3 separate regions of the Homo sapiens genome follow, and regions 1 and 3 are each linked to region 2. Evidence: chromatin loops called from intact Hi-C (ENCODE). Cell type or tissue: MCF 10A. All regions are shown on one strand. Region 1 has its middle 90 kb from the start of SCG2. Region 2 overlaps AP1S3 (adaptor related protein complex 1 subunit sigma 3). Region 3 has its middle 73 kb from the start of SCG2.

Region 1 (2,500 bases), 110 kb after region 2:
TCTGAACCATTTGAGAGTAGATGGCATATATCAGACCCCCTTTTCCCCTATGTCTTCAGTGTGTATTTATCTGAACTACAGTTCAGCTTCCAGTTTTGCTGTCTCAATACCCTTGGTACGAATGTGCTTTTCCTAGTACAGCTTCAGTCCAGGACCGTGTATTAGATTTAGTCATCTTGTGTTTGTAGTTACTTCCCTTTAATATGGAACAGTGCCTAAGCCTTTCTTTATCTATCAAGACATTTACATTTTTTTAAGAAAGAATAAGGGCCAATTTATTTTATAGAATGTCAATTACTTTAGATGCATGTGCTGTTTCCTTCTAATTTGCTTCACGTTATGCATTTTGGGCAGGAATGCTATGTGAGAGCTGTTATATTATTTTCGAGTATTACAATAGGAGATGTACCATGTCTGTCTGCCCCTTAGGGGAAACACAAAGGATACCTTTCCTTGCGAAGAACTATTCTGCCTGCTCTTAGGTCAACGTTTTCTTGCATTTTGATGACTTGGTTAAGGTGTTGTCCAGTTTCTTTCCTGTACAGATTTTTCATTGTAAAATATGTTTTATTTTGTTTTTAGTTGACACATAGGAATTGTGACTGGGGTACAGTGTGAAGTTTCGATACGTATACAGATTGTGTTGATAGACATGCTAATTATCCTCATTTCAATAATAATTTTGAAGCCGGGTGCGGTGGCTCACACCTGTAATCCCAGCACTTTGGGAGGCCAAGGTCGGTAGATCATTTCAGGTTAGGAGTTCGAAACTAGCCTGGCCAACATGGTGAAACCCTGTCTCTACTAAAAATACAAAAAAACGAGCCAGGTGTGATGGTGTGCACCTGTAATCCCAAGCTACTCGGGACAGTGAGGCACGAGAATTGCTTGAATCCAGGGGGCGGAGGTTGCAGTGAGCCAAGATCGCGCCACTACACTCCAGCCTGGGTGACAGAATGAGACTGTCTCAAAAATAATAATAATAATAATAATTTAAAAAATCACATCATTTGAAAAATGCTAGTTTTAGCAGGCATTTAAATATGGCTTTCAAGGTATTATGCCATGTGCTGTAATTTGTTCATAGAGCATACATTTGTTAATATTTATGTATATGTTCTGATTAAGTGCTTACTTTGCTCAGGAATACTGAAATATCGTTAAAAGTGAGAGTCTCTGGAATCCTCTGCGGTTCCCGTCTCTCTAGAGAGAAACTTCCCAGTTGGCTGCGATGCCACCTAGTGTAGACTGGATTATGCTGCATAACACTGGCTTGGAGGGATGCGAAGAGCCTCTCGCCTTCAGGGGCAGGTTTAGCAGATTAAAGAGGAGAATGTCAGATTCTCAACAGTAAATCTAGTGTCCTTCTGCTGGCAGATTGAGCATTTAAAAATATATGTGTAACTATCTATATAAGACACCTGCCTGGTATTCGGGAACAAGTGGCTTTTTGTGTGTGTGAGATAAATGTTGTCTGCACTGATAAGCTGAAGCTTCCAAAATGTCAGCCAAAGTGTTGAGAAATGAATTAGCTTGTGCCTGCTAAGTTTTAGTGTTCAGGAAGGCATTTGTTTATGCCTGCTACTGGCCCCGCTCTGTGGGGATGCACATTGCTAGGGCAGGAACACACTTTGGGGTGTTGCAGGTTGCAGCTTATTGGCAAGAAAAAAAAGCATGAAAAAGTGACTCTGCAGGAAGAAATTAAAAGAAGTGATTACAATTCTATTCCACAAACACAGTGAAGGCGCCAACTGTGTGCAAGGTAATGATCCTTGAGGAGAATGTGAAGATGAATAAGAAATACATCCCACCTTCAGTAGAAAAACACACATGGTGAATAATTAGGGAAAACAGAAGAGTTTTAGATATCATAAGGCATTTGAAAGTCATTCTAGGTAAATGACTTGCAAATTCAGAGGAGAAAAATTCATATTTCATCTTGGAATTTGGAGATAATTTTATTTATTTATTCATTTTTGAGACAGAGTCTTACTCTGTCACCCAGGCTGGAGTGTAGTGGCATGATCTCAGCTCAGAGAAAAATTCATATTTCATCTTGGAATTTGGAGATAATTTTATTTATTTATTCATTTTTGAGACAGAGTCTTACTCTGTCACCCAGGCTGGAGTGTAGTGGCATGATCTCAGCTCACTGCAACCTCCATCTCCCGGGTTCAAGTGATTCTCATGCCTCAGCCTCCTGAGTAGCTGGGATTACAGGCACATGCCACCACACCTGGCTAATTTTTGTATTTTTAGTAGAGACAGGGTTTCACCACATTGGTCAGGCTGGTCTTGAACTGCTGACCTCAATTGATCTGCCCGCCTCAGCCTCCCAAAGTGCTGGGATTACAGGCATGAGCCACCGCACCTGGCCAAGAATTTGGAAGTCATTTTAAATAAAGTAGTAGTCTTGGATGTGAGAACTGAGGCATGAAGTTATGCGCTGAATTGTGTCCCAGTTCCCAACTCATATGCTGAAGCCATGACCCTCAGTACC
Region 2 (2,500 bases):
TGGCCTAAACACTGACATTTATCATCTCATAGTTCTGGAGGCTAGAAGCCTGGCAAGAATGGTTTCTTCTAGGAACTCTCAAGAGAGAATGGGTTGCTTGCCTTTCTCCTGGCTTGCGGTGGTTTAAGGGCAGTCTTTGGTGCACCTTTGCTTCAGTTGCATTACCCCAATCTCTGCCTTCACCTTCATGTGGTGTTTGTGTGTGTGTGTGTGTGTGTGTGTGTGTGTGTGTGTGTGTGTCTAGGCCCGAATTTCCCTTTTATATGAGTCCACCAGTGACAATGAACTAGGGGCCCACCCTACTCTAGTATGACCTCATCTTAACAAGTTACATCTGCAATGTCTATTTCTTATCTCCCTCTCTCTCTTTTTATTTTGAAATGGAGTTTCACTCTTGTTGCCCAGGCTGGAGTGCAGTGGCGCAATCTCGCTCCATGCAACCTCCGCCTCCTGGGTTCAAGTGATTCTCCTGTCTCAGCCTCCTGAGTAGGTGAGATTACAGGTACCAGCTACCACACCCAGCTAATTTTTGTATTTTTAGTAGAGATGGGGCTGCACCACGTTGGCCAGGCTGGTCTCAAACTCCGGACCTCAGGTGATCTGCCCACCTTGGCCTCCCAAAGTGCTAGGATTATAGGCATGAGCCACTGCACCCAGCTGCAACATCTATGTCCAAATAAAGTTGAATTCTGAAGTACTGGGGGGTTAGGACTGTAACATATGAATTTAGGGGACACAATTCAATTCATAGCAAGTGGATTATTCTGTCCTTTCAGTGTAACTACCTGTCTATCCTTCCTTCCTTCTTTTCTTCCATTAAATTTTACTGTGCCATACAGGTGGATGGATAACAGACAGACAATTTTATGAGGAATTGTCTTTATAGAGAGAATGTTCACATTTCACGTAAGTGGCTACTTAATAATTCATAGCAGTTAACCTTTTATTCTGCAGGTTACTTGTAGCTGGCATGGACTTAATACATGTCAACAGTTTGTTTCTGTGTTATTCCATTTTTTTCCCCTTATTGTTGTTCCTCTTATCCTGTTCTTCCTAGCTCTGTTCTGCCCCCTCAGATCCACTTAATTTGCCTTTCCCTGAACATTTCACAGTAGCTAGTTCTGCCACCAGATGGTGTGCAAGGATTAGGAAAATAATTGAAATATGTTGGCCAGTGTCTTTTCAACATTTTATTTCAGGAAAAAGGCTGACATGACAGGCCTACCTGAGATTCTGAGATTGACAGCAGGCCAAAAATGACATTCTGAGATTGTGGAGATTTAAATTTTTTATGTAAATTTTCCTCTCATTTATCATGGAAACCTGAGCTGGCAATCTTGAGGGGAAAAAAAACCTATGACATTTGATGTATATATGTAAATGAGAGACTTTGACCTCAGAATAGATTTGACAGTAATATTCGGCTGAGATATAGAAGCGAGGTTCTTGGGTCAGAGGACCACTTCCTCAAATAGGTAGTCTCAGAAGCCACAGAAAGGAGAAATCTCTTGAGCCAAGCAAAGCTGTAGAGTGTTAGTGCGATGAGGGACTCCAGCTATCATCTGATTCAGCAGCCTCAAATGAGGCCTGCAGCCAAACAGAGCTTGCAGACCACATCCACACACAGTGTGCTTTGTTTAGCTTGAACAAGGTTTTATTTTATTTTATTTTATTTATTTTTTTGAGACGGAGTTTTGCTCTTTGGCCCAGGCTGGAGTGAAGAGGTACGATCTCAGCTCACTGCAACCCCTGCCCCCCGGGTTCAAGTGATTCTTCTGCCTCAGCCTCCCAGGTAGTTGAGATTGTAGGCACCTGCCTATAACCATGGCCGGCTAATTTTTGTATTTTTAGTAGAAACGGGGTTGTGCCATGTTGGCCAGGCTGGTCTCGAACTCCTGATCTCAGGTGACCCACCTGCCTCAGCCTCCCAAAGTGCTGGGATTACAGGCGTGAGCTGTGTCAGCCTGAACAAGGTTTTATTATTATTAATTGACAACGTTAAGACAACTCCAATATTTCACCTAATCATCCAGATTTCAGGCTTTTGGGAAAAAAATCTGAAGACTTAGCAACAGTGATTGACATGTTTTTCTTGGCCACACTTGACTATGGCAGAGCTGTGGCTGCGGCTTTCGTTGGAGCTTGTGATTCATAGTTGCTGCTCTCTCCTCCACCCCCTATTGTATGATGCTGATCTTTACCCTTATTTAATATGTTACCTGCCTCTGCCAAGCCTGTGAAAGGCATTTGGATATGAAGACATGAGGTCTGGAGAGAGAGACGAGGGAAGTTGGTTCAGGCCACACCTGCCTTCCGATCCCCACTAACTGGTGCTATGACTGTGCGTAGAAACTGGTGGGAAAAGAGTGAAAGTGATTCACCTTAGAGGAGTAATGCAGTACAATTAAGGAATCAGCAGGGAAGGTGAAAACTCAAAATTCAAAATTCTGCTGCTGCCACTCAATGATAGAAAAAGTCGTTAGAGGGCCAGGCGCCGTGG
Region 3 (2,500 bases), 120 kb after region 2:
ATAATTTTTGGATTAATTAGAAATTAAAGCAGCCCATCATTTCATTAAAGCTAAACTTCCTCCTCTGCTAATTAAGATGTGCTGTGTAATAATCTCAGTTGATTGAGTTTGATTTGTTTGTTTTGTCATAGAGTTACCTCAGGAAAGTTTTCTCTCATGCAAGCTTTTATTTATTTATGTATTTATTGAGATAGGCTCTCCTTTGTCACACAAGCTGGAATGTAGTGGCGCCATCACCACTCATGCAGCCTTGACCTCCTGGGTGCAGGTGATCCTCCCACCTTAGCCTCTGAGTAGTGGGTACTATAGGTGTGCACCACCATGTCTGGCTATTTTTGTATTTTTTGTAGAGACAGTTTTGCTATGTTGCCCAGACTGATCTCAAACTCCTAAGCTCAAATGATCCTAAGCTCAAATGATTGAAATGTTCATCTTATCTAAAAAATACCTTCGCAGCAACATCTAGACTAGTATTTGACCAAATATCTGGGTACCATAGTCTAGCCAAATTGGCACGTAACTTTAACCATCACAATGGTGAATTTCACAAGAAAAAAAAAAGAAAATGTACATGCACCTCAGCCTCTCAAAGTGCTAAGATTACAAGCAAGAACCACTGTGCCTGGCCTAGTGTTAATTATTATTTATACATTTTAACCTTTATGTAATAGCTTTTTAACAAGGAAATAAACCATAATACCTTTGTTTTATGGATAAAACACAATCTTTTTAAAAATATTAAGAAGTGTATGGGTGGTTCCTTGATTTAAGAAAAACATCAGGTTAATAGAGAAACCCTTCTGTAAAAATCTAAAGTTTTTGGACAAAATAAAAATAAGTAACTTAAAAAAAAACCCACATGACTGTATTAGGATTGTCCAGAGACACGAACCAATAAGGTATAGTGTGTGTATGTGTCTGTGTGTGTGTGTATAAAAATACATACCTCTATGTGTGTGTGTGTGTATGTATGTATATGTGTGTGTAATACACACATATACACACACACATGAATGCTTTTTTTGAAAAAGATATTGGCTCAGGAGATTGTGGAAGCTGGCAAGTCCAAAATTGTCAAGGTGTGCTGGCAGTCTGATGACCCACGGAAGAGCTGATGTTAGTTTACAAGCAGAATTCTCTCTGCCATAGGGATGGTGCACTTTTTCTATTAAGGTCTTCAGCTGATTGATGAGGCCCACTCACATATAGAGGTTAATCTGCTTTACTCAACTGATTGAAATGTTCATCTTATCTAAAAAATACCTTCGCAGCAACATCTAGACTAGTATTTGACCAAATATCTGGATACCATAGTCTAGCCAAATTGGCACGTAACTTTAACCATCACAATGGCTAATTTCACAAGAAAAAAAAAAAAAAAGAAAATGTACATGCGCTAGAATTGTAGAAAATGCTGATAACCACATCCCAGGAGCCACCTACTGGACATTACTGGACCTGGTTATGGCACAGGCTGTGCAGTGACAAAGAAATAATATCGTTACTGGATATGGATTAAGTGTTGAAACTGGGGCTCCTGCAGAAAGCAATTTTAGGGGAAGAGAAATTTGAAAAAGAAAAGCCATCTATTGACTCAGGAGGGCAACAAGGAAGTTATTCTCAACCCCAGGTCAGGGTGGAAAAAAATAAGTCTCCCTCAAGAAATAAAAGCCATGAAGTCATAAGTTTGAAGTCTGAATTTTAGCTGTCCTTGTGTTGAGGAAATCCCAGGACAAAAATTAACATAAAAATTAGACACATAGCAGAAATTCTACTGAAGCAAGTGGTAAAAAGAAAATTAAAACCTCTCCAGAGATACATTTCAATAACCGTGACACTACAGAGAAAGACTTCTGTCACCTAAAATGAGATGACAATAAAATATTAGAAACGATGCAAAAACAGTTTATTTATTTTTTAAACAGGAAACAAAAATGGAAAAATTCTCCCTTCCAGGAACCGGAAAGACTACGAAATGAGAGGGGCCATAAGTATATATAAAATGCGGTAGAGAAAAAAAATTATAAAATATATGTGGAAATATAAAGCAATATACTATAAAAATAGGTTAGAAATACAAAGACAAATTATGAAGGAAAAAGTACAGATGTTAAAAAACTCAATGGGCAGATTAAAAGGCAGAACAGGCATGGCTAAAGGGAATGTTAATGAATTGGAATCAGAACCGAAAAAATTACCAATAAAAAATAATAATCATGGCCAGGCATGGAGGCTCACATCTGTAATCCCAGCACTTTGAGAGGCCAAGGCCGGAGAATTGGTTGAGCCCAGGAGTTCAAGACCAGCCTGGGCAACATAGGGAGATGCAATTTCAACAACAACAACAAAAAAAACAAAAAATTAGCCAGTTGTGGTGGTGCATGCCTGTGGTCCCAGCTACTCTGGGGGCCAAGACAGGAGGATCACTTGAGCCCAGGAGACAGAGGCTGCAGTGAGCTGAGATCACACCCTTGCACTCCAGCCTGGGTGACAGAGAGAG

Evidence for each region. Hi-C counts contacts between places; a loop is a spot of excess contacts. Peaks named below come from ENCODE experiments on the same cell type or tissue, not always from the same donor. Only the 100,000 strongest peaks of a DNase experiment are listed, where the experiment ranks them.
Region 1: it touches region 2 in a loop (12-fold over the local background); 51 of 110 quality-filtered maps call a loop at or near these places.
Region 3: a loop joins it to region 2, with 13 times the contacts of the local background. A loop is called at or near these places in 18 of 110 quality-filtered maps.

What each region holds. Positions count from the first base shown.
Region 1 is chr2:223,691,286-223,693,785 of GRCh38, reverse strand. No RefSeq gene overlaps it. Among named protein-coding and RNA genes, the nearest start is that of SCG2, 90 kb to the right of the region's middle. In MCF 10A, a CTCF peak has its summit at 1,220 (motif pointing left); a DNase peak (open chromatin) is centred at 1,235.
Region 2 is chr2:223,796,949-223,799,448 of GRCh38, reverse strand. All of the region lies in intron 1 of AP1S3 (adaptor related protein complex 1 subunit sigma 3), which reads left to right. Among named protein-coding and RNA genes, the nearest start is that of AP1S3, 39 kb to the left of the region's middle. RefSeq lists an enhancer at 1,328-1,377. In MCF 10A, a CTCF peak has its summit at 1,116 (motif pointing right); DNase peaks (open chromatin) are centred at 1,138 and 2,258.
Region 3 is chr2:223,674,132-223,676,631 of GRCh38, reverse strand. No RefSeq gene overlaps it. Among named protein-coding and RNA genes, the nearest start is that of SCG2, 73 kb to the right of the region's middle. In MCF 10A, a CTCF peak has its summit at 1,441 (motif pointing left); a DNase peak (open chromatin) is centred at 1,441.